2 separate regions of the Homo sapiens genome follow, and region 1 is linked to region 2. The links are chromatin loops, found by intact Hi-C in ENCODE. Cell type or tissue: gastrocnemius medialis. All regions are shown on one strand. Links, peaks and the distances in the headings refer to the core of each region. The heading gives the core; the rest is flanking DNA. Region 1 has its middle 42 kb from the start of SIX2. Region 2 has its middle 84 kb from the start of SIX2.

Region 1 (15,440 bases), core at 4,754-7,253, 45 kb before region 2:
TTCTTTACTTTTTACCTCTGCAAATCTTGCACAGGGTCTCACAGTGATAAGTGCTCAAATTGCACACTTGTTGGATTAACTTGGATACCAGACTCCAAGTGCAATGCATTGAGATGAGCTGAACTGGTCCCTGCCACTGCTTCTGGTTTGGGGGTCCCCATTAGACCTGGCTCCCAATCTCTGGAGAGGCCTGAGGAACAGGAAGATGAACCTTAGGTTCTGTTGGTTGTAAGAAACAGAGACTCACTCAAGTAACTACAGGAGAAGGGAGGATGGCCCAGACCAGAATGTGATGTAGAACCAAGGAAGCTGGCATAGAGTTTTCTCCCATAGGTGGCCTGGTCTATTTGTATCCCCATGTTTCTGCTGCTTTTTGTGTGTTTTTTCCATTCTCCTTCTGGTAATTCTTTGAGTCTAGCTTCTGTTTACTTATAATTTCTGTTCCTATGTAACTTTGGCTTTTACTAGATTATCATGGCTTCTCTGGTTTCTTCATCCATTACAAATGTTCTGTTTTAGCCTCTTTGGTGATTACATCCTTCACTTGGCATACCTTGGTTCAAATGCCTTGGAAAGAGACTAGGATGGGCACAGCTCATCTTTGGGATTGACTGCCCTTGATCTAGGTGTCTGCCTCTGGTCCAATCAGCAATTCCAGGGCTCAAGATGTGGAAAGGGCAGGTCATTCATTGCAAAACCATAGCTCCTTAAAGATTATGCATAACACAAGTAACTTCTGTCAGAACAGCATTGAAGGTGTGGCAGGCATTCTGAGGCTGGGTCTGTCCAGTTTGGGGATATCCTCCAGGGCTGTCTTTTGCTGCTATGTTGGGAACCAGAGCACAAGTAAATGCAGGAATGGTCAAGAGAAACAATCTTCTAGTTGTCCGGAATCTCCATCATCTCACAACGTCACATCTTCCTTTCCCCAATACACACCCTCACCAGAGTGTTTCCTGACATGAGATGTGTAAAGAGGGGCAAGATGGAAGAAAATCAGCAAACCAAGCAGTCTTAATATTAATGTGAGGAAGCGCTGTGAATTTTACAAGTGAGAACATCAGTCTCCACTAGGAAGATCACAAGGAGAGAAAAAGAAGATAGACTGAGCGGTGAACTTAATACCCAGCCAATTCAGAGGGTGAGAGAAGCCAGGCCCTCAGGATGCTGACAGGAGAATCTAATAAAATGGCAATTGATGTAATCAAGAGTAACTACAGCTTTAGATGTGAGAATGAATTTTAAAAGGCTGAGTACTGATTTTCCAACACTAGTACAGTGTTGACCAACAGAAGGGACACCATCCTAGCCTTTCCATTTGCAGCTTCAAGTGAATTTCATAAATTACCAATGAATTTCTCCTTTTTGCAATGCCTGAATTTTCTCTGGATATGTATACGGAGATACTTTAAAAGAAAAAAGCCAACAGTTATAGATCAACCTTTATTCTGTATTTAGAAGCAACTGCAAAGTCCTTCCTTCCATTCTTCCTTCCTTCTTCCTCTCCTCCCTTATTCTTTTTCCTTTCTTCATTACTTCTTTCCTTCCTCCAATATTTGTGAACATCCTTTTTGTGTAAGTCATAGTATGCATAAATAGAATTTTTATTCAATAGCATAAGAAATACAAATATATACAGTAGTACAACAAATCCAACATTTATTAAAGGCTTTCTGTGTCCTAGGTGCTATTCTAAGCTCCTAACATATATCAGTTAATCCTCTCAACGGCCTTAAATGTGGGTACTAATATTATCCTCTCTTGTAAAAAAAAAAAAAAAAAAGAAAAAGAAAAAGGAGTAAGTGGATCAATGACTTTCTCAAGATCATTGTCTTAATCTGATAGAGCTACCATAACAAAATACCATAGACTATGTGGCTTAAACCACAGGCATTTATTTCTGACAGTTCTGGAAGCTGAGGAGTCCAAGATCAAGTGTAGCTGATTCGGTTCCTGATAAGGACTCCCTTCCTGGTTTGCAGACAGCTGCCTTCTAATGCCATGTTTACATAAACTTTCCTCAGCGAGTGATCTCTCTCTCTCTACTTACAAGGCAACTAATCCCATATTGACCGCCCCACCCTCATGACTTAATTTAATCCTAATTACCTCCCAAAGGCCTCATCTTCAATGCTGTCACAATGGAGGTTAGGACTTCAGCATATAAATTTGGGAGGGAGGACACCAACATTAAGTCTCTAACAATCATACAGTCAGAAAAGTGGAAAAAAAGTAATCAGCTTCAATGTTAGTAGAACCATAAGCAGTGTGAGTGGACCACTCAGGCCATTGTGGGATGTAGAAGGAGAGGAGCTCAGGGGGAAGGAGAAAGAGGAGGAAGAGCCTGCATGTCTGCTCACAGCTGACCCAGAATTGCTTTCTGGAGGGAGAAGTTTCAGGAGGAGGGTACGGGAGAATAGTCTACCACAAGCACAGGCCATTAAGGAATGTGGAGGCTGTTAGGTTCAAGCCCTGAACTTGAGTCCTGCCTTTACTACTTCCCACCTGAATATCCTTGGGCAAGTCTTTTATCCTGTCTTTCCACAGTTGTGTAGACCATTTGAGGAGGCATCTTGTATACTGTGAAAAGCCATTTGGATATTTCATTTGAAATGGCCATAGCCAGGGGAGACATGATTTGAGCAAAACTGATGTCTGTAGCAGTGGCCAGCTCTTCTTGGTCTGCACTGTAAGCACAGGCCTGGACCACAGTCCTCAACCAAACTGTGTCTACTTGTGTCGACCTGTTCCCTTTGATAAAGCTGAGTCCCCATAGGTCGTGGGGCCTGGACCAGCCACTGGAGGAACACTCAGGAAGAGAGAAGCCAATGGGCTTCCTCAGGAGAATTTGCTCCAGGACTGTTACCATTTTTCCCAGACTAGTGACTTCTAGGCCTTCTTAAGAAATTAGTGAAGCAAGCCTGCTTGTGGCAAGATAAAAGAGAAGGGAAGACAGTCACAAAGAACCACATATTCTATAATTCCATTTACACAGAATAGGCAAATCCATAGAGACAGAAAACTAATTTGTGGTTACCAGAAGCTGGGGGAGAGAGGGAGTGATTGCTGTGGGTATGGGGTTTCTTTTTGGAGTGATGAAAATATTCTGGAATGCGATTGTGGTGATGGTTGCACAACCTTGTGAATATACTAAAAAGGATTGAACATAGGGTCTGTAAAAAGATGAATTTTATGGTATATAAATTAAATCACAATTTTATAAAAGTTAAGAGAGGAGGCCCCCAGCAAGGTTCCTATTGTTGTGGGAGATTTCCTTATTGTGGATGTCCCTCTGAGTGGAGGGGACACCACAGGGTCCCAGAGCTTCAAAGAAGGTAACCCTCTGCAGGGTATGATGGGGGCAACTCTGAGGGGGATTCACAGACAGGTCCCTGGCACAGATGGCCCGTGGGAAGAGAGGCAGATAGGCCTGAGGTCAGGTCCTCCCTGAGCAACAGTCCCCAGAAGACCAAAGTGATGTCAGCGTGGCAGAGGGCACACGGGGTGGGGGGAATTCCTGCCTCTGAAAGTCCACCCCAAGCACTTTAAGATGGTCATTGGAAGAGGAAACCATGACCCAGACTGGGCACATAGCTTGTGGTTTGGTGGGAGGAAGGGCACTGTGCTCGTGTCAACCCCAGTCTAGCATGGAGGTCTTGAAAGGCTGCCTGGATGCTTTGCAGCTTTGCTTGTGGCTTTACCTCCAGCACATGCACACCCTCTCCTCCCTTTAGTGGAGGTCTTGGGAGGATAATTTTTGCATTTTTTTTAAAAGGAAATATAGCAAGTATTCATCTTGATCTGCGAACTCAGGTACACACACACACAGAAATCACTTTATATATTTTCTTTAAATCAGCTTAATTCCAACTCTAAACCCTCATCCTGTGGGCTGGTGGGAAATCCATTATGGGCTCCACCTACCACCTGGCCTTGGGCAGCACTAGGATCTAGGAAGTTTATGTGGTGTCTGGAGAAAAGGAAGTGCCTCCACCCCTTAGTGAATCAAACTCCAGGCATGAGTGTTCCCTTGAAATCTCACGGCATGGGCCAGGGGTCTTGGATGGGGCAGGGACTCTCTCAGTTTTCCCTGCTGAGGGCTTACCACCTCCCTAGGAAGCTGCCCTGAGCTATGTGGGAGACCCTGCTCCCGCAAGGCACACCATGGCCTGTTTTATCCATTAGATACTAAAGCCCAAGAGCTTTGCAACGGCTTAGAAAATGTCTGATCATTGGAAGAAAGTCCATGGGCTTCAAAATTTAAAAAGAGAACTGCAAAATGGAAATAAACACATGCTTAATTGTGTTTACGAAATCTAATACTGTCATCTTCATTAATTGTTAAACTTAATATTCTTGAAAACATCATTCTATTTGAAAACAATTTGCTGGTTTATCTCACTTTGCAAGAATTTCTGAGTATAATAATGTTGGCTAAGGGGTCATTCTTGGTCAGGAAAAAAGAAAAGCAACACCAGGGAACAACTTCTGGAATAATGAAGAAATGATATTCAAACTATGCCAGGTTTCTTAAAGCAGGGCTTCTCAAATACTAATACGTGCCCATGAGTCACCACCTGGGGGTCAAGTTAAAATGCAGATTTGGATTCAGTAAGTAGCAGGTGAGGTAAAGCTGATACTGGTAGTCTCCAGACCACAGTTTGTTTAGCCAAGTTCAAAAACATGCTTTCATTTACTGCTTTTATTCAAGAATGTCAGTACTTTCAGCTGACCTGATGGTTAAGCAGAGTCCTCTGGCCCCATTAGATAATGGCACTTAGATACTGACCCCTCTTTCCACTGGGGTCTCACTGATCTTCTGTGTCAGCATGCTTATTCCAGCTCCCAGGCCTTTGCTCCGGCCATTTCTCTGCCTGTAATGAATGCCTCTCCCTTCTAATCTCTGCCAAGTGAGATCCCATCTACCCTTCAGTATCCAACTCTACTGCTTCCTCTATGAAATTTGCCCCAAACTTGCAGCCAGTATTGCTCCCGTCCTTCCCTGAATTCAGTATTTGTAACCCTCAGTTTGGCTCTGATTATACACTCCGTCCTGGTTTTAGATAACCTTTCTGAAGATATCTGTCTTATTTCTCTGACTAAGGTGTGAGGCCCTGGTGGACAGTGTTAATGTTTCCCACTTTTTCTGCAGTCTAGACGTGGCCCTGCCATTTATTTGCCACATGATCTTAGAAAAATCACTTCCCTTCTCTTGGGTCCTTCATTTGTAAAATGAGTCAAACTAACTTGAGACCTCTGAAGGTCTGTCTGCCTCTAAAATTCCTTGGTTCCATGTGGTTCTGACTGCTACACGTTGCCTAGGACATGGTTGACGTTCAAGAACACACCTAGTAGATTTAATTAAGCTGAAATTTCCAGCAAGGAAAAGCTTTATGTCTCCAGAGAGGCCCGGGATGAATGGCCCTGGGCAAGGCAACACATCATGGCGCAGGAGGGGCTCCTCCTTCCCCATGCCTCCCCCACTTCTCCTAGGTCTGTCCTTGGCATCTGGAATTCGCCATTTCTTCTCAGTACCAGGCCTTCCCTCCTTGCATTCTTTACCAGGAACACAAAGAAAACAAAATATGATGAGGGAAATGTGGGCCCAGGGGTGTGAGAAAGGGGAGAGGGGGAAAGGAAGAGGGGTGGGGAAGGGGAGGACAAGAACAGAACCCGAGGTCATAATCTGGAGGAATCAGACGTTTCAGAAATCATCTGTCACAGCACCCCGGCCACCAGAAGATGTAAATAAATTAAGGTGGTAATTCCATCTCAGATTTGCAGTGATGTGAACAGCCCTTCCAAGCCCGGCTCTCACGGTGTGTGATGTCACCCACATGCCTTGATGGAATTAGAGCCCTAATTTATTTATGGTTGGGGATACGCTATTCCTTATGGCATTGCAATTGTCTTTATTTTATAGGCTGCTTGAAGCAATTTAATATGGTTCGATCCCACAGAGGATGCATACCGACAGAAACTCAACAAGTGAGAGCTGGCTTGCTGAGGGCACCACAGCACCCCCGCCTTGTAGACAGCCTGCTGCCCAGGGCTGTGGCGGGTCTGCCAGAACCAGGGGTTTTCTTCTCATCTCCCTCAGGGAGCAGGGAGCTCTCCCGTGTGATAATGAGCAGCAGTCGCAGTGGCGGCGTTCTTCACAGAGACCTGGCCAGGGCACCTCTTGGAAACCAACCCCCGGCGGGATCAAAGAGGGTCAAACTTCAAGAGGATGACTCCAGGTTCACGGTTGAAGCGGGTCTTTGTTCAAACTATTCCACACCTGAAAAGAGGACCCTAGAGCAAGAAGCGCTGTGGAATAGTGTAAGAATTTGGAGTCAGGAGTCCTGGGTGCAAGTCTTGATTTTGCCACTGTGTTGTCCTGTGCAACTCACTCCACTAAACCTCAGTCCTTATGGGTAAAATGAAAATAATATTATCTACTGCAGAAGGTTGTTGGGATGTCCAGATAACAATGTAGTAAAGTGTTGGTCATCTCTGAGTGCTGCATAGACAGATGGTAGCTTCAGCCTAGGGAGGCAAGTGTGAATGACCTCCTTGTAACACAATCTCACCTCTGGAAGCTCCTGAACTCCCAAGGAAACCCAAACTCAAGACAACGAAGTCCCCTACTGCTACCCTGCATCCCTCGCCCCTGAACCCACGGTCATGATGGGGACTGACTGAGTCCTGACACTGGACTTCTCCCGGCTACAATGCAGGGGGACCTTAGATTCTTTATGGGCCAGGGTTCTCTCCTCCTTTGTAACCTCTCCTTCCACCCCTCTTCCAATAAAACGTAGAAGTAGCGCATGTTTTATTTATTTCGTGGTTTCATACCTTAATTTGTCTTTCTTGAGTGCACCGAAAACACTCATTATGTCTTGGAGAAACACTTCTTTTTAGGCTCCAAGTTTCTAGAATATTCTGAGGTCTCACTGGAGGAAGAAATAATGAAGTGCAGTAAGAACTGTACACTGACAGTTAGAAAACCTACTACATCCTAATTACTATGGGCTGTGGCTATTTAAAGAAATAGTCAAATGAAAAATAAACAAGTAAATAAAGATTACACAACTGTCCGCCTTAGCATACACAGCAATTTCTTCACCTATGAAATGAGAAGTTTTGACCAAATGACTCTGACAGGATAATATTCTTTAGATCTGTAGTGTATTCTATCATAGGCAAATATGTTATATAGGGTCCACTATCTGTAGCAGACACCATTAATTTTTTTTATTGTACTTTAATTCTGGGATACATGTGCAGAACGTGCAGGTTTGTTACATAGGAATACGTGGGCCATGGTGGTTTGCTGCACCTATCAACCCGTCATCTAGGTTTTAAGCCCCACGTGCATTAGGTATTTGTCCTAATGCTCTCCCTCCCTTTGCCTCCCACCTCCCGACAGGCCCTGGACACCACTAATTAACCACGGCACTGTTCTCCTCTGCTTCAAACAATCCCTTCCCAAATCATATTACCACATGAGATGAAGCCCATTTGCCACCCAGGTGTACTCATTCAGTCATCAAGCTATTGTTTAATAACCTTCGTTTTTTCTTCTTTAAACAATTCATTTTTCCATCTCCCCTATTTCCTTACTTTCCCCATGACCATTACCCTGAGGGAAGTTCCATAAGAAAAATACAAAGTTCAGTGGATAAAAATATTTTTGGATGAAGAATGAGGAATGGCATTATGGAAAACGTGGCTCTTGAAATATGATTATTTAAACAATACTAATAACCACTTCCATGTAGCAGAGGGCCTGCCCCATGCCAGGTATTGAGTCTGCCCTTGAACTTACCAAGGCTGACAACAACACTTTCAGGTACAGTACTTGTTATTTTTTCTATCTTACAGATAAAGAAGCTGAGACTCGGAGGAGTTAAATCACTTGCACAGGCCAGGCACAGTGGCTCATGCCTGTAATCCCAGCACTTTGGGAGGCCAAGGCAGGAGGATCACCAGAGATTAAGAGTTCAAGACCAGCCTGACCAATATGGTGAAACTCCGTCTCTACTAAAAATACAAAAATTAGCCAGGTGTGGTGGTATGTGCCTGTAGTCCCAGCCATTTGGGAGGCTGAGCTAGGAGAACTGCTTGAGCCCGGAAGGCAGAGGTTGCAGTGAACTGAGATCATGCCACTGCACTCCAGCCTGGGTGATAGAAGCGAGACTCCATCTCAAAAAAAAATCACTTGCTCAGGGTCACACAGCATGTGAGCGTCAGAGCTGGGACCCATCTTTGAAGCCCATGGTGGATTTTCAACGTAGAAGTAGAGGGAAGGGCAGAAGAGGACATAGAAAAAGGAAAGTATTTAACTGTTAATTTATTTCTCTTTCAATTTTTATTTTAGGTTCAGCGGGTACATGTGCAGGTTTGTTATATGGCTATATTGTGTGCCACTGAGGCTTGATGTATGAATGATCCTATCACCCAGGGAGTGAGCATAGCGCACGATAGGTGGTTTTTCAACCCTTGCCCCCTCCCATCCTCTCCTCTCTGGGAGTTCCCAGTGTCTATTGCTCCCATCCTTATGTCCATGTGTGCTCAGTGTTTAGCTCCCACTTGTAAGTGAGAACATGCGGCATTTGGTTTTCTGGTCCTGTGTTAATTCACTTAGGATAATGGCCTCTAGCTGTATTCATGTTCCTGCAAGGGACATGATTTTTTTTTTTTTAATCACACACACACACACACACACACACACACACACATGCACTATCTTTATCCAGTACATCACTGATGGGCATCTGGGTTGATTCCATGTCTTTGCTATTGTGAATGCTGTTGCAAGTGAATGTGTCTTTTGGTAGAACTAGGTAACTGTTTAAAACATACTGTAATTAATATGCCGTTGGTCCATGCATAATGAGATGAGCACACAGGATAACTGGCCCATTTGAAAGTAGACGTGTGTATCCCAGAGCAGAGAGAGCCACCTAAGGTCATTGAGTACTCACCTAGGCCATGAAGAAGAAGCAAGGAATCCACAAGGAAACTTCTGTAGACTGGAAGCCCAGTGCCTCAACTTCTGCATTCTTGCTACAGAAGGGGGCAGGCCTCAATGCAGGGCTCGTGTGCTGCCTCTGCTAGATGGGTTTGAGGACCAGCAATGGCCAGATGGGCAGGTTCCAGGATGGAAAAAAGGCCCACCATTTCAGGATGCAAAGAAGGATCCTGCCTCTTTGTGGTCAGAGTAGAGAATAGAATGCAGAGAGGTTGGTGGTGTTCTGATGGAACCAGGGATGTGCTAGCTTTAGTAATGTCATTCTCTGATCTCTCCAGGTCAGAAGCTGAGAGGGGTGTCTCATTCAATGGCCCCATAAAGTCCAGCTACTAAGAGGTGAGTTGGTGTGACCAGGTCAGGCTGAGCCAAGTTAGTGGGAGGTAGAGCCTGTTCTGCAAAGTAATTTCCTGAGGCAACTCTGAACATTGTGGGCAGGGGCTGAGGGATAAAGGAGAGTGTGAAATTCCATTGGGAAATGACTGAGCAGGACGACCCCCATAGTGTTCTCTTCCAAATGCCTGAGGGGACAGGGGTGGGGGGGGCAGGGGTGAGTGGTCCCATGAGCAGAGGGTAAAGAAATTGGAGGCTGCTTCCAAACATGTCACTAAGAGCATTTTAGGGTCTTCTGCATGAGGGGCAGAGTCAGAAAATGGCTCATGAATGGCTGACCAGTGTGGATGACTGGCCAGTGGTTGTCTGACATGATGGCTGGTACCCTCCTCTGGGGAAGATGAGAATAAATGGCTTATGTTCCAGTGAAAGAGATTTGAGAGGTATCCTGAGGGTGAGAAGCCTTGTTCCCTGAGGACTCCCCACCCTGGCTCGAGTTTCTGAGGGGCTGCACGCCCCCATCCCTTGAGTAGAACACAAGCATGGACTTTTTTTTTTCCAGGTAGATTTCAGGCCTCTCGAAGGACCTCAGCCCCAAGTCTCTCTTGACTTGGAGATGTGGCAGACCTCGGGTCCATTTCTCTTTCCCACCCCACCCACCCATGCCCTTCCCGTTATTCCTGTGTCCAGGCCCTCCTTGCTGGCCAGCGCTCTCCAGGTAGACATGCCTGCAGGTCTAGCCACTCTGAAGGTTGCTTTGTGTTCACTCTGCACAGAATTCCTGTCTCTTTGCTCATTTATTTGGGATTTATTGAGCATGTCTGCTGTGTTCCATCAGGCAGGCATGTCGTGTGGGCACCCTCGTGTGACACAGGGGGAAGAACAGCCAGAGTGATTGCTTTAAAACTTGAGTCAGATCAAGCCATTCCGCACCCCCGACTCCCAAATTCCCCCACCCCTGCAATCATCTCATGCAGAGCAAAAGCCAGAGTCCTTAGGCGCCTGCGAAGCTTTGCACTCTGTGATCACTCCTGCCCTGCATAGCCTCCCCGACCTCCCCACAGTGTCTCCTCACTCTGCTCAGGCCACACTGGCCTTCTCAGTGTTTCTGCAACTTGCCAGGCACTTCCTTGCCTAAGGGCCTTTGCACCTGAGCCACATCGCTCATCCTTTCACCTCCTCAAGGCCTTTGCTCATATGCCGCCTTCCTAGAAGACCTTCCCAGCCACTGTTGTCAAAAAGTCTCCCCCAAAACCCCTTTTCTTCTAACACTCGCTTCCTTCCTTCTAACACCCCCTTCCCTGCTTTAGTTTTCTCTGTAGCACTTTTCAGCATGTGATGTGCTATATGTTTTTGCTTACTTAATTTGCTGATTGCCTGCATCATGCCACTAGATGTGAGCCACATGAGGGCAGAGATTATTGCCTGTTTTCGTTCAGTACAACAGTTGTTGAGCTGTATAACTAGTTGTTGAGCTGGAGACTTCGGCTGTGATCCTGAATAAGGCATTAACTAACGATGTGTTATTGGGCCAATCAGTTCCCCTCCCTGGGCCTCATTTTAAAATGACACATGGAATAGGTAACTCCCCTGCGTTCCTTCCCACTACAGGGTTGGTCCTGTGAGAAGCCACAGAAAGCCCTTGTCTTTAGGGAACCTGGAATCTGACTAAAGAAGCTCAAGACAGAACATACTAGTCTGTAAATGTGTTGCACAGACATTGAATGTCAGGGTGGGGTGGGTGGGGGGCGGCGGTGAGCTGGGGAGGCCAGTGAGCTGGGGGCTAGGGGCTCAGGGCTCAGGCCAAATCGCACAGAAGCCTCTGATTGGGAGCCAGGTCAGACTCTGACTTGTGCTTGTGAGCTCTTCCCCAGGCCCACAGCCATCGGTGGCCTCTCCCGCTTCTCACAGTTGGGCGAGGGGCCCAGGTTGGGTGATGGGGGAGTTGAGAGAGGGAGCTGCCTGCTCAGAGACCCCACCCTTCATGAGTGCCAATGGCTTCCCTGCCTCTTTCGGCCACAGAGATGCTAACCTGCAGGCCCCAGTGGTGGCTCAGCCCACATCTTGAACTCATTTTCCAGCATGAGGGTGTCTGGTTTTATGTCACAGTCCAAGGCACGTGTTTACTCAGCTTCTCTGCTCCCCAGCCCAAGGAGAGATAACTGAACTTGATGGATAACCACTAATTGGATCATTACCTTCATTTCGAAATGATTGCTCCTAGCCACTGGGGGCATTAGTTCCAAGCTGGGGCCCTGCAATCCGGCATGCTCCATCAGCCCAGACCCCAGCAGGATTGTAACCCCACAAGGGCTCACAGCTGTGCTCCTGTCTAACTATAACCTCTAACCAGCCCCCTCCCTACGCTCTCCCAACTCAGTGTCCAGCTGGTCATTGTGCACCTTGCCCCCACCGACTCTCTCCTCTGGAGTGCCCTCTCTGTTGCCAGGGCTCCCAGGAACACCAGTTCCCACCACACCCTCCTCTCTGGCTACCTCTCTGTTCTCTGATTGTCTGATAGGCGTATAGTTTGCCTCTCCAGACAGAGAACAGGGTCCTTGAAGGCAGGGCAACCTCTCTTCTTCCAGATGCTCCTTGTATTGCTGACACTGGGCTGGGCACACAGTGGTGGCTGTTGGTTGATTGATGTTATGAGGCAGGAGGGAAGGGCCGGAAGGGAGTGCGATTGATTCCAGCTGAAAATGGGGAGGCAGGGGCAGGCAGAGGGTAATGATGACTCGGGGTGGGGGCAGGTGGGTCAGGAGCTCCGAAGGACCCACCCCCACCCCCACCCCCACCCTACCCTTGTGACTCTGACCTGGGAGCCTGAGTTTAAAAAAAATAGTTTATAGAAGAATCCCTCTGAGAGTGGTTAAATAAATTACCATAACTCCTGAGATGAAATATTACAGCCATTAAAAATGTCTCGAAGGATATTTAATGATCACACTAAATGAGTGAAAAAAAGTTACAAAAAGTAATGCACAATATGATTCCATTCAAAGATGTTGCTAAACACACTTATAGACAAATAGCAGGTGGTATTTATTGAGCTCTTACTGCAAGCCCTGCATTGTGCCACGGGTGTCCTGCGTATCATCTCATGCAGTCTTCATATCAATCCCAGGAGCTGGGTTGTTTCTTTATCCCCATTTTACATGCGTGGAAACTGAGGCCCAGAAGTGAGGTGATTTTCCCAAGGTCATACAGCATAATCGGTCTCCCTTAGTGCTGAAGTTTGGACAGGTTAAAGTCTTTGAGCTCTGAACTTCTTATGCTGTCAGGAGGTCCCTTAGGCAAGAGGAATCAGGTCAAAACGGTGTCAAAACCATGTGGTAGGGAGAGTAGCCAGAGGGCATGTGCACCTGCTCTGTGCGCTGAGGGCCCTGGAGCCCAAGACCACATTTTTCAACATTTCCCACCAAGGGCTACCAGGGAGAGCTCGAGCAGTGAAACAACCTCCTGGAGAAAGGGCATGCTTACCCCAAACAGTGTTATCCTGGGGTTAAACAGTGTTATTGACTGGGGGTAGGGAGATTGGGGCAGGGAGATGGAGTCTGTTCTGTGTTCTGGCCTTCCATGGCCTCCTGAGATGTTGCATAAATCTGGCCATCCTGGGACTGGGAGGTGGGACAGGGGTGGGGTGATGAGGGTGGGGAAGTGTCATCTGAGGGAGAGGGTCAGAGAGTCCACTTACAGTTTTCCAGGCAGCTCCCTGACTTTGAAGAGGGACATTGGGATGAAAAATAAAGCTACAGTATCCCTGCACTCACAGTGCCTGCTGCTGCTGATGGTGGGGTTTGGTAGCACAGTGGATCCTTGAACATCAGGGTTTGAACTGCATGGGTCCAATCATATGCAATTTTTTTAACCAAACATGAATGGAAAACATTGTATTCAAGGGATGTGAAACCTGTGTATATGAAGGGCTGACTTTCTGTACACTTGGGTTCCACAGGGCTGACTGCAGGTCTTGAGTATGTGTGAATTTTGTTATATGTGGGAGTCCTGGAACCCATCCCCCACACATACTGAGGGACAACTATATGAATCAGCCTGTCTTGATTGCCTACTAATTGAGTATCTGGTGTGTGTGTGTGTGTGTGTGTGTGTACCTGTGTGTGGGCACATGTTTGTGTGTGTGTGTTTGAGGCATGAAGAGAAGGCATGACTCCACTCTGGGAATAAGACTGATCCAGGAGGGAACTGTTCACAGTAAACTTGAAAGGCTGGATGCCACACTCTGTTACAAGCAAGGGAGACAAGAGCTGCTTATCTGCCTAAACTCATGTTGAAATTTAATTGCTATAGTAACACTGTTAAGAGGTGGAACATTTAAGATGTGATTAAGTCATGAGGGATCTGACCTCTTGGGTGGGATTAATGTCTTTATAAAAGGGCAAGTTCAGCCCCCTTTTTCCTCTTTGCTCTTCTGCCTTCCACCATGCGAGGATGCAGTGTTTGAGGCACCATCTTAGAGTCAGAATTGCCAACCCTGCTGGTGGCTTGATCTTGGACTTCCCAGACTCCAGAACTGTGAGCCAATAGTTTCTGTTCATTATAAATTACCCAGTCTTGAATTTTTTTCTTAGAGCAACACGAAACAGACTAAGACATGTGCCCTCAGATGTAGAAGGATATGTTGTGAAGACTGACATAAGTTTGAATACTGGGCAAATTGGCCAACTCCTTCCACTGAGTTACTCGCCTTCCACCTCTCCCCACCTCCTCTCTTCTTTTTTATTCCCCTCTTCCCTCAACTTCAACCTATGGGGAAGCAGTCCTCTTATTCTGCCCTGTACATGGTGTTGTTTTTCTTTTGGGGGAGGCCTCAGGGAGGGCCTAGGGAAACTGGGAGGTGGCATTTGCTTGTATTGAACACCTACTATGGGCAGGCCTTTGTGTTAGGCATGCCTGTGGGGGACAGAAGGTGAGTAAGTCATGGTCCTGGTCTTCATGGAGCTCATGAGTGGCACAGCAGAACCACAAGGCTTAAGGTGATGGAGTGTAGGGCTTGTGGGTAGGTGTGGGGAGGACTCAGAGATGGCAATAAGGCCCCACGCCTGGGGACTGAGTGCCTGAGCAGGGGTAGGGAGTTTGGTGGATGGGGGACAAGGATGAGGATAAGATGATGATTTTGGGGAAAGTGGGTCAGGGTTTGCCTAGGCTGACTTTTGAGGGTGAGCAAGCATCACCCATGGTTAGGCAAAACAAGATGGCAATAAAAACTTCTGTCCAAGCCCCTGGAATGCTTAATGTTTCTCATGGACCCTGGTATGGTCTGGCCAGGTAAGGATGCAGTCTGACATCTATTAATAACTAATCCTCTGCTTCCCCTGCCCCATCCTTCCCTGATATCTGACCGTCTACCCTGGAATTCTTCAGTTATTTACCATGGGGCCCTGTGGGAAGCATCCAGAATGCCAGCACACCCAGGATGCCCACCCAGGTGGGGTGCTGAGAGCAGCGGGAGGCTCTGTGGACTGACCTAGTAGTGGTCTTTGCTCTTCCCCACTGAGGAGTTGCCCCCTGGGTGTGAGGAGAATGAACATGGAATGGCTCAGCCTAAACAGGTCTGATTTCGATGGCCCCTTGGGCCCATTTGATGTGGCCCAGTGCTGAGTAGTGCCCACTTCCTCATGTCCTCTGACATGGCCTGCCCTTCTGGATCCTGGGTTTTTTCCCCTCGTCCTGACATTGCCTTCCTCCTTTCCTCAGAAATCTTGCGCCCAGGAAGAATTAGTTCATTTCTGGAGTAGGCCCCATGGACTTTGTATACAAACTTTGATGATAGCTTCTCTGAATTCTCCAGCCTGTTTCAGCTGCAGAAAACCAGTCACTTCCAGTTTCCATACTCTCCTTCAGGCAGCATAGTCCCCCCTCTGTTAAGTGGTCCCCTTAACATTGCTTTACTGGGATGATCCTAATTTTTGGCATGACTCTAACCTTGTTGACCAAGGTGCCAGTTCCCCATTACACAAAGTCTCTTTAGCCCTTTTCTCTCCCTCTCCCAGCTCTTTCTTGGTACCCATCTGGAGAAAGGAGGGAAAAACACTCAATATATGTCAGACAATGAGCTGGGTGTTTGACCATT
Region 2 (15,440 bases), core at 7,800-10,299:
ACGGAGTTTCCCTCTGTCACCCAGGCTGGAGTGCAGTGGTGCAATCTCGGCTCACTGCAGGCTCCGCCTCCCAGGTTTACGCCATTCTCCTGCCTCAGCCTCCCGAGTAGCTGGGACTACAGGCGCCCGCCACCACGCCCGGCTAATTTTTTGTGTTTTTAGTAGAGGCGGGGTTTCACCGTGTTAGCCAGCATGGTCTCAATCTCCTGACCTTGTGATCCGCCCGCCTCGGTCTCCCAAAGTGTTGGGATTACAGGCATGAGCCACGCTTTTTCATTTTATTTAAAATTTACATAGCATTCCATTTCATGGTTGTACTATATTTAACTGGTTCCCTATTGATAGACATGTTTAAGTTTCTCCCAGTCTTTTGCTATTACAAGCAGTGCAATAATCAATTATCTGGTATTTAAGCAACTGTAAATGTGCTTCTAGAATTCTTACTATAGAAATAGCATTTCACATGCAAATCAAAACTACAATGAGATACCATCTCACGCCAGTTAGAACAGTGATCATTAAAAAGTCAGGAAACAACAGATGCAGGTGAGGATGTGGAGAAACAGGAACACTTTTACACTGTTGGTGGGAGTGTAAATTAGTTCAATCATTGTGGAAGACAGTGTGGTGATTCCCCAAGGATCTAGAACCAGAAATACCATTTGACCCAGTAATCCTATTACTGGGTATATACCCAAAGGATTATAAATCATGCTACTATAAAGACACATGCACACGTATGATTACTGCAGCACTATTTACAATAGCAAAGACTTGGACCTAACCCAAATGCCCATCAATGATAGACTGGATAAAGAAAATATGGTACATATACACCGTGGAATACTATGCAGCCATAAAAAGGAATGAGATCATGCCCTTTGCAGGGACATGGATGAAGCTGAAACCATAATTCTCAGCAAACTAACACATGACCAGAAAACCAAACACCGTGTGTTCTCACTCATAAGTGGGAGTTGAACAATGAGAACACAGGCACACAGGGAGGGGAACATCACACACCAGGGCCAGTTGGGGGTTAGGCGGCAAGGGGAGGGAGAGCATTAGGACAAATACCTAATGCATGCAGGGTTTAATACCTAGATGATGGGTTGATAGGTGCAGCAAACCACCAGGCCACATGTATACCTATGTAACAAACCTGCACATTCTGCACATGAATCCCAGTACTTAAAGTAAAATAAAAAAAAAAAAAAAAGAAGAAACGAACAAACAAAAAAAGAAATAGTATTTCACACGCACGCACAATTCTTTACAGTTTTGTTTTTTAATTAAACATTTTATTTTGAGATAATTATAGATTCACATGCAGTTTTATGAAATAATACCCTTTACCCAGGTTTCCCTAACTGGGTGCAAAACTATGTATAATAATAGCACAACCAGGAAATTAATGTTGATATAACCCACTAAACTCATTCAGGTTTTACCAGTTTTCCATGTGTGTATTAAGTTCTACACAGTTCTATCACCTACAGAGGCTGTAGTATCCATCACCACAGTCAAGAGAGAACAGTTCCATCATCACAAGGATCCCTTTTCCTGGCCTTTTGTAACCACATCCACCTTCCCCCCTGGCTACTGCCTCCACGCCACCCCTACCCCGTCCCTAACCTTTGGTAACCTTGGAACTTTGGCAATGTGTCCTAATTCTCTGTACTTTTGTCTTTTCAAGAATCTTATGTAAATGGAATCATATCATACAGTATATGATACCTCCTGGAATTTGATTTTTAAAAATCAGCATAATCCCCTTGAGATTCATCTAGATTGTTGCATGTATCAATAGTTTGCTCCTTTTTATTGCTTCGTAGTTTTTCATGATACAGATATACCACAGTTTTTTTAACCGTTCACTCATCGAAGGATATCTGGGGTTCTTCCAGTTGTTGGCTCTTAGGAATAAAGTTGTTATGAACATTTATGTAGAGGTTTTTGTGTAAACATAAAACACTTCATTTTCCTGGGATAAACACCCAAGGGTACAGTCGCTGGCTTATATGGTAATTGCATGTTTAGTTTTATAAGAAATTATCAAACTTTTCCAGAATGGCTGTACCATTTTATAATCCTACCCACAATGGATGAGTGATTTGCATCCGTGCCCACATGTGGTGTTGTCACTATTTTATATTTTAGTTTTTCTGATGTATGTGCGTGGCTTTTAAAATTTCTCACCACATTCTTCCAGCTTTAAGTCTCTGGCTTTAAATCCAGGACTTCAATAACAATAACAGTTGCCCTTTATTGAGCTTATGCCATATTCCAGGCACTGTTCCAGGTATTTTACATATACTGCCTTATTTAATTTCACTTATTCCTCAGTATAAGCCTGGGAAGTAGAATCCAGCTGTTCATCACAGGCTTAGTCATTTCTGAAATGGTTGGTGGGCTTTAAATCATTTGCCTCTCAGTGTATCTTTTTCTACGTCCCTTCTCTTCTCTCAGCTTACTGTTTTGGCCTCTCCTTAGGGAGAAAGGAACCGGGGGTATTCAGGACTTTACTCTTGCCTTTAAGACAAGTACCAGATGGATGGGAACAGGCCAGAGAGCCAAGGGGCCAGAGTGTAGTAGTGATTGATGGGCTTCTGGTGCTCCCCCCCTTCCTGGTTCATAGCTACGGACTAACCAGCAAAGCTGGTGGGCTGGGGAGGAGGACCGGGAAGGAGGGAGAAAGGGTATTCTTCCCTGGTTGCCATCTATATGCTCAAGCCCTGAATTAAAAATACCTATGGTCCTTCATGTGAGACAGGGTTCTGCTCACTTGCCCATGATCTTCCTGTGGCAAATGAAAACCCTTGACTGCTCCCAGTCCATGAGTTGAATCCAGGCCCACACCCCAGAGCAGCAGGGAAGGAAAAATGCACAGCTGACAGCCGCGAAGTCCCAACGAAAGCTTAGGGGTAAAACTGGAAGCAACTCTATTCTCTGAGCTAACAAAATGCCTGGAAGTCAATGTGGGTAAATAGTACTGCAATCAATTAAAATTAATAAACATTTTCCTGCACCTTCTGTATACAAAGGCCTTTCACAGCATGTCTGAGCTGGAGGGGACCGTAGGGCCATCTCCATTTTCTCCATTTTGCAAATAAAGAAACAGAGTCCATCTGCGAAGAGACCAAAAGTAGGGATGGGATACTTGTATTTACTCCAAATCTTATCTTTTCCAGGCCATTTCATCAAACCGTGAGATTGTTCTTGTTTTATTTTAGTTTTGGGACAAGGAAACTGAGACTCAGCAAGTGTAAGGAACTTGTCTACCGTCTCCCAGCAAATTAGCAGTGCCACCAGCCACCAGCATTTGAAAGGAGTCCCCAACCCTGATCTGCTTCTTACAGATGCATCCATGCTACAATAACTACAACAGCAACAAACAATAGAAGGAGTGCTGTATCAAGAGCTCAAGTCTCGCCGTTACCTTGTTGGGTGATCTTAGACAAACTACTTATACTCCTTAGGACTTGGCTTCTTTATTTGGGAAATAGAAAAGCTGGAGATAGCCCTTCCAGCTCAAAAACACTGTGTGGCGGGGACTTAATTAAAGAAGGTCTTACCTGTTGATTATCCAGTGAGGACATCTGCAGTGTACAGCTCCCAAACAGTGGAGACCATCATGATGTGCCTCTGAATTCTGGAAGCCCCACGAGGGCAGGTGGCATAATAAAAGTACAGGGAGATACATTTCGAGGATGTTTGGGTTCTTATCTCATCTAGGGTGTTCATTTGTTAGGCTAGGAAACTAAAGACAGCTTAAAACCCTGAGCTTTTAAAGCGCCTGGTTTCCCACCCGCTGCCAACACTGATTTTATTTCCCATGTGCTCTGTACCCAGCTCTTCATTCGGTTCTGCATCAGCCCCACAGCTGCACACGTGCATACGTTCAGGCCCCAGACTTAGACAGTTTTGGTTCCTGTAAGTAGCTTTGACAGAGCTCAGCGGTATTCCTTGGGTAGGAGCTGTTTTCTTTTAAAAAGCAGATGTTGATGACAATAAGGTCTAAAGAGAAGACTGCAATGTAACGGAATTTTAAAATCACTTCTATTTAGAGGAATCCACAGGATATGTTTTAAGAAAATACACCCTCCCATGTTATTATATTACTAGTTTCATTGATGAAAAGGCTCAGCTACATTTGGCTTAACATCCTTAATACAAAGGGGCACCTCAAAACACATTTCCAGGCCAAAAATGGTGTAGATTTCTTGTCCTTTTCAATTAGACCTTACTTTCTATCAATGGGGTTCCCTTGTTACCTCTTTTTCCTTTTTTAAAATTTTATTTTACTTTAAGTTCTGGGATACATTTGCAGAACATGCAGGTTTGTTACATAGGTATACACGTGCCATGGTGGTTTGCTGCACCTATCAACCCATCCTCCGGGTTTTAAGCCCCACGTGCATTAGATATTTGTCCTAATGCTCTCCCTCCCCTTGACCCCACTCCCTGACAGGCCCTGGTATGTGATGTTTCCCTCCCTGTGTCCAGGTGTTCTCATTGTTCAACTCCCACTTATGAGTGAGAACACGCGGTATTTGGTTTTCTGTTTCTGTGTTAGTTTGCTGAGAATGATGGTTTCCATCTTCACTCATGTCCCTGCAAAGGACATGAAACATGAACTCTTTCTTTTTTATAGCTGCATAGTATTCCATAGTGTATATGTGCCACATTTTCTTTATCCAGTCTGTCATTGATGGGCATTTGGGTTGGGCCAAGTCTTTGCTATTGTAAATAGTGCTGCAATAGACATACGTGTGCATGTGTCTTTATAGTAGAATGATTTAAAATCCTTTGGGTATATACCAGTAATAGGATTGCTGGGTCAAATGGTACTTCTCCTTCTAGATCCTTGAGGAATCACCACCCTCTTTTTCCTTTTTCAAAATTAAGAAAAGCAAGTAGTTTTTCACTTATGAGAAAATAAAAAAAAGAAACAGAAAAGAAAACAAGGATTTTATTTGGATATTTAACTATTTTTTAAAAATAGAAAACATATTAATATGATTAAAAGCTCAAAAAAGTCAGAAAGATAATCAGCAAAAACTCTCCCTTCCGCCCCACTCCACAGACACAAAGTTCCCCTCCCCAGAGGCAATCAGTGTCTTTACCCTTCCAGAGGTATGTGATGCATAAGCAAACACACATTCCTGCCCATTATTTTTTTCCTTTGACCTATTATATCACGCACACTATCTGTTGTTTTTTTCATTTAGCAATATATCCTGGGGTAATTCTCTTTCATTATATGAAGAGTTTTCTTTTCAGCTGTATAATATTTTGTTGCAATTTATTTAGTAAGTCCCCTACTGATAGCTATTTGTGTTGTTCCCAATCTGTTGCAATTACCAAAAGGCTTCAGAAGTACCTTGTATATGCATATCCTTACATATGCTCGGATAGCCTTAGAAGAAATTCCTTGAAACAGAAGTTTAGAGTCTACAAAATTAGCCGGATGTGTTGGCGCATGCCTGCAATCCCAGCTACTCAGGAGGCTGAGGCAAAAGAATCTCTTGAACCTTGGAGGCGGAGGCTGCGGTGAGCTGAGATCACACCATTGCGCTCCAGCCTGGGCAACAAGAGTGAAACTCTGTCTCAAAAAAAAAAAAAAAAGTTTAGAGTCAAAGATAGGAGCATTTGTAACAGTGATGATGAATTAGACTTTCATTTTATTTTACGTTTTTTTTTTTTTTTTTGGACAGAGTCCTGCTCTGTCACCCAGACTGGAGTGCAGTGGCATGATCTCGGCTCACTGCAACCTCCGCCTCCCAGGTTCAAGCGATCCTCCCACCCAGCCTTCTGAGTAGCTGGGATTACAGGCACGCATCCCCATACCTGGCTAATTTTTGTGTTTTTTGTAGAGACGGGGTTTTGCCATGTTGCCCAGGCTAGTCTTAAATTCCTGGGCTCAAGCAATCCGCTGCCCTGGCCTCCCAAAGTGCTGGGGTTACAGGCATGAGCCACTGCGCCTGGCCTACACTTTCATTTTAAAATCACCTGTAACCCCTTCTTCAGTGTTAGTCATACTAACATTTTAATGTATAATTTTCCAGAAACACCCATTTAACAAACATATACCAAGTCCCGAGGGGCTATGTGTTCTAGTAGGCCCTGAATACAATAGCATAGCACAAAGCTGGCTTCTAGAACGGAGGAAGAGGCACCCAGTAGACGAGAGAAACTGTTATGAGTTGCTCCACGTCACTCGGGTGTGAAATTTTCTCCCTAAATCCCATCAAATCTGGATCTCAGCTCTACCCTTGCCAAAGTCTGCACCAAATTCCACATTAGCGGCCGGGGTCATTTCCTTTCCCATGGATCGTACCAAAATCCTGGGGTTTTTGTGGCCAGAAAATTGGAGGCAGCTCTCACATCCTCAGCCCACTGCTGTCACAGTTTCTGGGGTTGTCCTTGGGGGACCTGCTCCCTGGGGGGCTGGAGATCGCTTGCTCAAAGCCCTCCTCTGTTCTATCAACCCCCAGGTGGGTTCCCACCATGGAGACATCTGCTTTGCACCCTCAGAGGAAATCCCTGCTCCCACTGAATTCTGCACCCAGGAGTTTACTCAGTTTCCTGGTGCAGTATTCTTTTTAAAAACACCAGCTTCCACTCCTTCCTTTCCTTGCCCAGTGCTAGCCCCTTCCCTAGAAACTCACCAATAGCTGGGAGCTATGACCCTCCCAAAGAGCCTAGACTGGTTAGACCACACAGGTTCAGCTGCTTTGAGAATTGGGAGAGGGGAAATCACATTTTCCTTCCTGGGGTTTCTGTATCCACAGGAATAAAGCAAAAATTAATATCTAAGTGATTGATCCTACTGCATAAAGGAATAAATAAAAATAAAATGACAAGCTCTGGTAAGCCTTGTTTTGTCTACTGCTGTATTCTTTGCACTTAGAATAATGCCTGACACATAGTAGATGCTCAGGAAATACTTGTTGGCTGAAAGAATGATGTGTTAGGAGGAAAAAGAATGGGGGAATGTGTAAGGGAGAACATTGGAGCTAGTGGATGACTGCTTTAGACTGGGTGGTCAGAGATAGTTTTTCTGAGGAGGTGACATCTTGATGGGTTTTTGAGGATCAGAAGGAATCAGCTCTGTGAACTGTACTGGGAGGAGCCATCCAGGTAGAGGAGGGCATGGAGGGCTTCAGAACTAGAAGAGAGTTGTAGGTGAAGTGAGCCCAGAAAGAAGCCTTGGACAAAGGCAGCAGGTTGTGGGGGACCTTGCAGGATGTGTGAAGGCATGTGTAGAGCGCATGCAAACTGCGACGCAGAAACTTTCAATGACTTTGAGCAGGTGAATAAAATGATTTCTTTTTTAAACTTCTTTACATTTTTAAAGATCTTCCGGGCAGCTGCTTAATAGTAGATTTGAGCAGACAAGCGGGTAAATCAGATCTGTAGAGAGGTTACTGCTACTGTCACTGAGATGACATGGCTGGAACTGGGGTTGGTGCTCGGAAACATGGAAAAGTGTGGGTAGATTTGAGATAAATTTGGAGGCAGACGAAACTCCATTATGGATCCAAGGCGGGAGATGAGAAAAAGAGGGAAACTATAAGAGTTATTCCCAGGCTTTTCCCTCGGAAGAATTGCAATCTGGGCATCACTGGGATGCAAAGTGAGGGTGGGGCAGGCTGAGGAACGCAGGCTGGGGAGTTTGTGACCATTGTCTACATAACATTGATGTGGTGTTAAGAATGGGGGAGAGTCAGACAGCAACGTACTAGTCCTGCCTGTGCCAGGGCAACTGTGGGATAATGGGCAGGTTACCCAAACTCTGTGCCCCAGGTTCCTCATCTGGAAGGAAATAATAATAGTTCGTTTCTAAGTTTTTATAAGGATCAGTGGAGATAATCTATGTAAAATGCTTACAGTAGTGTCTGTCACATAGTAAAGTATCCAATTTAGCTATTTTTCTCTACTTCTATACTGGAATTTAAGATGGATGTACAGTGTTCCATTTTATGAATCGAATATTTATCCAAATCCCCAATTGTATTCTTTTCAGTGTTGCAGCTTATTAATAGTAGCACAGTGTTAAAAGCACAGACTTAGGAGCTAAACTCCCTGGATTCAAATCCTGACCCAAGCACTAACTAGATGTATAACCTTGGGCAAGTTAACTAAGCTCTTGGTGCCTCAGTTTCCTAATCCCTAAAATGAAGATAATAACAATAGCACCTACTAGTACAATCTCAGAAGTGATTCTATTCCAATTAAATCATTACACTCATATATTACACTCATTAAATTAAATGAGTATAAAGGTCTCGCTCTCTTAGAACAATGCCTTAGAACTTGAATATATTAAACATCGTGTAAGCATTGGCTTTTATCATTATGTGCCAGCTACTCTTTTACATGTGTTATGTGTATTTCCTCATCTAATATTTATAATACCCCTGTGAAATAGCTATAACTATTATGCCAATGTTATCAATCAGAAAACTGTGGTGCAGAGATTTAAGCCTAGACTCCAGAACCCCTTGCTTTAACAATTACTATTTATGGCACATCATTTTATATGTATTTTTGCTCATCATATGCCTATTTCTTTAGGATAAATTCCAAGAAATGGAATTTCATAATTTAAAAAACCCTATTTTAAGGTCTTTGGTGCATATTAACAAATTACTTCCCAGAGTTTGTAGCAATTTATAATCCCTTGAAAGCAATATAATAGCTATGCTTTCTCACAGGATTGCTTTCTTTAGAGTTAAGTAATTCTTATTAATATTGCTATACCAGTTCTTTTTTGGTTAATATTTGCACAGTATGTAGTTCTTCCATTCCTTAATTTTAATCTTTCTGTGTCTTTATTTTTTAGATTTACATCTCGTAATCAATGTGTATCTAGATTTTGGCTTTTTATCCATCTGAATACTCTATTTATCATAAAAAGAAAGCTTAATTCATTACTTTCACTGTGATTACCGACATAGTGGGACTTTTGTCCCGATATATAATTTTGCATTTTTAATTTACCATACTTCTTTCTTTTCCTTTCCATCTTTTTAGTCCTCTAATGGATCCACTGAGTTTTCTTTATTCTTCCTTGGTTTCCTTGACTAGTTTGAAATTGTATAGTCTATGTCTATTTTTTAAGCAATTGCTCTTACATTTTTAATATGCTTATTTAAGTTAACAAATTCTGTCTTCGTCCCAAGCAAGATTGGCATCTTTATGTACATTCATTGCAAATGATCTGTCCTTCACACATCTATGATAATATTGCTAATAGACTAACTTTATTAATACATTTCTCTCTCTCCAATTATTCTTTAACAAACATTCATGCAGGACTTCTGGCTATGGCCTAATGAGGAAACTGGCAACCTCTCTTCCCATAAAACCAACTATGAAGCCAGCAAAATTGATAAAAATAACCTTTTCAGTACTTTGGAAACTGATCAAAGGCAGACCACCTGAGAAGCTTTTATGCTTGAAAAACTGCTAAACTTCGGGTATGGACAGTGGCAATCTGTAACGTCTTAGCCTGGGGCTGCTCCTCTCCCCAACTTAGCTGATGTGAAGTTTGCCAGGCCTGGGCAGGTCAAGAATACTGGCAGCTTCTCTGCCAGGATTGTAGGGAATTCACCAGATTTGGAGCAGTGGGCAAAGCCCATAACCAGAGGCATTGTTGGTGAAGTGACCATGCCAGCACAGGTAAGTGGGTGGGGACAGTGGTCTACTAGCCTGAGGCTGTGTGGTTGGGGCCAGTGTATTCCTAGCTGAGGCTGTGGGTATACACAGCAGGGAATGAAGAGGGCTCAGAATCCCCCTTCAAATTCCCACTCAGAATTCCATTGTCATGTCTCCCTAGTATCTTCCAATCTGGGTTAGTTCCTCAGTCTTTTTTTCTTTTCATGGTCTTGACACTTTTTTTTTTCCCTTTTTCAGGCAAGGTCTCGCTCTGTCGCCCAGATTGGAGTGCAGTGGTGCAATCTCGGCTCACTGCAACCTCCGCCTCCTGGGTTCAAGCAATTCTTGTGCCTCAGCGTCCTGAGGAGTTGGGATTACAGGCGGGCACTGCCAGGTGGACTAATTTTTGTATTTTCAGTAAAGATGGGGTTTCAATATGTTGGCCAGGCTGGTCTTGAACTCCTGACCTCAAGCGATCCGCCGGTCTCAGCCTCCCAAAGTGCCAGGATTAAAGGCGTGAGCCACCATGCCTGGCAGATCAGGGCACTTTTGAAGAGCACTATTCAGCAATTTGTAGAATGAATGCTCCTCAACTTGGAATCAGACAAGGATAACTATTAGGAATGTGCTAGAGAATGTATAGGAAAAGATGGATAGAATGAGTAAAGAATTATATGGGAGTATTTCAGGAAAGAATTGGAAGCACTATAAAACCCAATGAAAATTTTAGAACTGAAAAATACAATATCTGAAATCATGTCTTCAGATGGGATTCATAGCATCTGGGACATTGGGGTATTCAGAATGAAGGATCTGTGAACTTGGAGATAGGGCAAAATAAATTATTCAAACTGAAGCAGAATGAAAACAAAACTATTTTTTTAAATGAACAAACCGTCAGTGACATGTGGAATAATATCAAGTAGTTGACATATGTAATTGAAGTCACAGAAGACAGAACATGACAGAAATAAAATGAAAACAAAAATGATGGCCGAATATTTCTTAAACTTGATGAAAAACATCAATACACAGATCCAAGAAGTTTGACAAATCCCAAATGGGATAAATACAGACACATCATGGTCAAATTGTTTAAAAAGATATGAAGAAAATATTAAAAGAAGCCAGAGGGAAAAAAGAAAAATTATCTACAAGGTGACAAGTATTTGTATTGCTGTTGGTTTTTAAAATTAGAAACAACAAAAGCCAGAAGACATTTGAAAAACATCTCTAAAGTGCTGAAAGAAAAAAACCTTCAACCTTAAATCTTGAAATGATATATCCTTAAAAAATTAAGAAGGCCAGGCGCAGTGGCTCACACCTGTAAACCCAGCACTTTGGGAGGTTGAGGTGGGCAGATGACCTGAGGTCAGGATTTTGAGACCAGCCTGGCCAATATGGTGAAACTTGATCTCTACAAAAAATACAGAAATTTACCTGTGTGGTGCCACACACCTGTAATCTCAGCTACTCGGGAGGCTGAAGCATGAGAATCGCTTGCCAGGAGGCGGAGGCTGCAGTGAGCCGAGATTGTGCCACTGCACTCCAGCCTGGGCAACAGAGTGAGACTTCGTCTCAAAAACAAAAACAAAAACAAAAACAAAAAAATTAAGGTGAAATGAAGACATTTTCAGATAAACAAACATTGAGAGAATTTATAGCCAGTAGACCTTCACTACAAGAAGTGCTAAAGGGAGTTCCTCAAACCAAAGGGACACTATACCAGATAGAAACACATGCGACCAGGAAGAAATGAAGAGTTCCAGAAATAGTAAGCATGGGGGTAAATAGAAAAGGCTTTTTTCCTTTCCTTAATTTTCTGAATGTGCAATTGATAATTTAAAGCAAATGAATGATAACAATATACCATGGGGTTTATAACATATGTAAAATAAAATATGTAATCATAATACTACAAAGTACAGTAGGAGGTAAATGAAGTATGTTGTACAGTTTTTATTACATGTGAAGTAGCATAATATTAATAAGTTGCAGTCTGTAAAAAACTAAAGTTGCATATTGCAATCTCTAGAGTAAGAGCTACAGATAAAAAAGAGGCATAACTAAAAATCCAATGGAGGAGATAAAATAAAATACTAAGAAATAACACAAAGAAAATCAGAAAAGAAGAAAAAATGAACAAAAATGGGGGAAATAAATAGGAAGCAAATAACATGATAGTAGATGTAATCTAAAATAATTGTTTATCAATAATTACATACATGCAAAGAAGCTAAGCACTTCAATTAAAACCTCAGTGCCTTAAGCACATATCTGGTTCTAATAACTTCACGGTCGATTTGGTTTTTAGTTGGTTTTTACAGCTCTGATTTTAGCTTTCTTTTTCTACTTTCCAGTACTTGTGGATTTCCTTTGTATGTTTTTGAGATAGGCTGAATATGAATTGTTTTTAAATAAATATATAATATTTACATAATTTTATATATATATGTGTATATATGTAATATAAATCACGGCTCACTGCAGCCTCGATCTCCTCAGGCTCAAGTGATCCCCCCACCTCAGCCTTCTGAGTAGCTGAAACTACAGGCACACGCTACCATGTCCAGCCAATTTTTGTATTTTTAGTGGAGATGGGGTTTCTCCACGTTTCCTAGGCTGGTCTCGAATCCCATGGCTCAATCAGTCTGCCTGTCTCAGCCTCCCAAAGTGCTGGGATTATAGGCATGAGCCATAGTGCCCGGCTTTTAAATATATATTTAAAGCATAACTTCCCTGTGTTTGGAGGTAGGGTAGGGAATCTGGGAGCTTCCCGCAGCAGTTCAGTCTATGATATTGGCAGCTTTATTTAAAAAATGTAAATAATGAATCCCAGCTGAATTTATTCCATCTTAAGCTAATAATAAGTTTCTAACTTTATTTTAAAAATAATTGGCTCATTGCCCTCATTTGCTAAATAACCTAGCCTTCCTCCACTGATTACAAACATTTGGGTGCATTGCTGTATTTCTGCTCTGTCACCATGCTTCTCTGTTTTTGCACCAGTAGTACAGTCTTACAATTATTTCAGCTTTCCATTATTTCATTCAGTCTTAGTGTCTGCTAGGTAAAAGCCCCTACCATCACCCCTATTCCAAACATTTTGGCTATTCTACTTAGATGAACTATAGGATAATTTTGTCAAGTTAAAACATTTTTTGTTTGGATTTTATTTGGGATAATGTTAAAGATGTAGTATTACTTGGGCGAAGAATTGGTATCTAAGTGGTCTTAGATTTTCCCACCCAGAAACATGACATGCTTTTTCATTTATTCAAGGCAAGAATGTCTCTCAATGAAGTTTTGCAGTTTTCTTCGTGCATGTTCTGTCCATTTTTTCATAAGGGTATTCCTCCATCCCTCTTCAGTAACTGTGTTTTGCTGAGTAAGATCTCTTTATCATATATGTAGGGTTTCTTGTCTTGACCTTGTGTTTAATGAATAGAGTATTAAAAAGGTTTTTCTTTTTAAACATTCACTAACATGGTAATGCATTAAAATTCTTTTTCTTTATTTTTATTTAACTGTTCTGTTTTGTTTTTTGAGATGGAGTCTCTGTCGCCCAGGCTGGAGTGCAGTGGTGCAATCTCAGCTCACTGCAACCTCCATCTCCCTGGTTCAAGCAATTCCCATGACTCAGCCTCCCGAGTAGCTGAGATTACAGGAGCCCACCACCACATCCGGCTAATTTTTTTTGTATTTTTAGTAGAGACGGTGTTTCACCATGTTGGCCAGACTGGTCTCGAACTGCTGACCTCAGGCAATCCGCCCACCTTGGCCTCCCAAAGTGTTGGGATTACAGGTGTGAGCCACAGTGCCCGGCCTATTTAACTATTTTTATTGAAGCATAAAATACAATAACATACAATAAACTGTGCAGGGGTACTGATCTTATGTGTTCCTCTTGGTGAATTTTTGCATCTGTATAATCAGGTCAAGATATGGCTCTTTCCAGTACCCCAAAAGCCCCCTTTATGTTCCACTTCCACCCACACCAACCCCTGAGGTAACTACTGTGTATTTCTATCAACAGGGAATAGGTTAGCCTGCTTATGACCTTAATATCAATCAAATCATGCACTATGTACTTTAGTGTCTGGATTCTTCCATTTAATATAATAGCTTAAGGTTCACCTGTTTTGTTGCACTTATTAGTACTTCATACCTTTTATTGTTTTGTAGTTTTCTATTGTATGTTTGTGGGTGCGTATGTGTTTATATATTTGTGTGTACACATGCACGTGAATATTTATGTACACACACCTATATTCCATGATTGACGTACCCATTCTCCTGTTGATGGGTCTGTGGGTTGTTTCTAGTTTTTTGCTATTACAAATAAAGCTGCTATGAACATTCTTGTGCATGTTTTTTTTCATGCACATATGTGCAGCTTATTGTTGGGTGAACACAATGGGTGAATTTGCTGGATCACAGGGTATGCACCTGTTGACTTTAATAGATGCTACCAAATGATATTCAACAGTGGTTATGACATTTTACATCCCAACCACCAGTGATTGAAAGGTCCAGTCGCTTCCTATCCTCACTAGCATTCGGTAGTGTCAGGCTTTTAAATTTTAGTTATTCTGGTGGGTGTGTAGTGGCATCTCATTATGGCTTTAGTTTGCATTTACTTGATAAGTAGTATAACGTGCAGTATTTTTTCACATGCTTGTTAGCCATTTGGATATTCTCTCCTTTTAAGTGAAATATTTTTACACATTTTAAAATTGGTTTGTTTTCTCGTTGATTTGTAGGAGTTGTTCATATATTTCAGATATGAGTCCTTTTTATTACCTGTACAAAGATATTTGTCTGAGACTTGCTTTTTTATTCTCTTAATGATTTCTGTTGATGAACAGAAGTCTTCAATTTTAGTGAAGTTCAATTAATCAGGTTTTTTTTTTTTAATTTAAGGCTACTAATTTATTGCATCCTAAGAAATCTTGGCTTCCTCCAAGGTCTTGAAACTATTCTATTTCCCTTTGGAAACTTTATTGTTTTATCTTTCATATTTAAGTCTATGATCCATCTCACATTAATTTCTGTGCATTGTAGGAGGTAGGGGTTCACACTTAGTTTTTTTGCCCTATTCAAGTTTCAGCACCAGCTGTTGAAAAGATAATTCTTTCCTCCACTGAATTACATTGGTATTGTCTTTGTGAATCAGGTGAGCATATATGTGGGTCTATTTCTGCACTGAATTTTATAACACTGATCAACTTATCTATTCTTTCACCAATACCATGCTGTCTTAGTTACTAAAGCTTTGTCATTTTTGTAAGACTCAACATTTTGTACTGTAAATTCTCCAATTTTGTTCTTCAAGGCTGTCTTAGCAATTCTAGGTCTCTTGCATTTCCTTGTAAAATTCAGAACCAACTTGTCAATTTCAACAACCATAAACTTTCTGGGATTTTGATTGTGATTTTATTGAACTTATATATCAGTTCAGGAAGAATTAATGTCTTAACGATATTGAGTCATCCAATCTGTGAACATGTGTGTCTCTCATTTATTTAACTCTTTTTAAATTTCTCCCAGTAATTTTGCTGTTATTGTTATTTTTTCAATATACAAGTCTTGCACATATTTTAACTTTATTCTCAAGTATTTCATAAATACATGTTTATAAATATGTACATAAATATTATATGTATATATATATATATTTAGAGACAGGGTCTCACTCTGTCACCCAGTCTAGAGTGCAGTATAACCATAGCTTGCTGTAATCTTCAACTCCTCAGCTCAAGCCATTCTCTCACCTC

Evidence for each region. Hi-C counts contacts between places; a loop is a spot of excess contacts. Peaks named below come from ENCODE experiments on the same cell type or tissue, not always from the same donor. Only the 100,000 strongest peaks of a DNase experiment are listed, where the experiment ranks them.
Region 1: it touches region 2 in a loop (2.6-fold over the local background); 4 of 110 quality-filtered maps call a loop at or near these places.

What each region holds. Positions count from the first base shown.
Region 1 is chr2:45,043,946-45,059,385 of GRCh38, forward strand. No RefSeq gene overlaps it. Among named protein-coding and RNA genes, the nearest start is that of SIX2, 42 kb to the left of the region's middle. In gastrocnemius medialis, for the core only: no CTCF peak of the experiment used is centred there; a DNase peak (open chromatin) is centred at 6,075.
Region 2 is chr2:45,086,155-45,101,594 of GRCh38, forward strand. No RefSeq gene overlaps it. Among named protein-coding and RNA genes, the nearest start is that of SIX2, 84 kb to the left of the region's middle. In gastrocnemius medialis, for the core only: no CTCF peak of the experiment used is centred there; no DNase peak of the experiment used is centred there.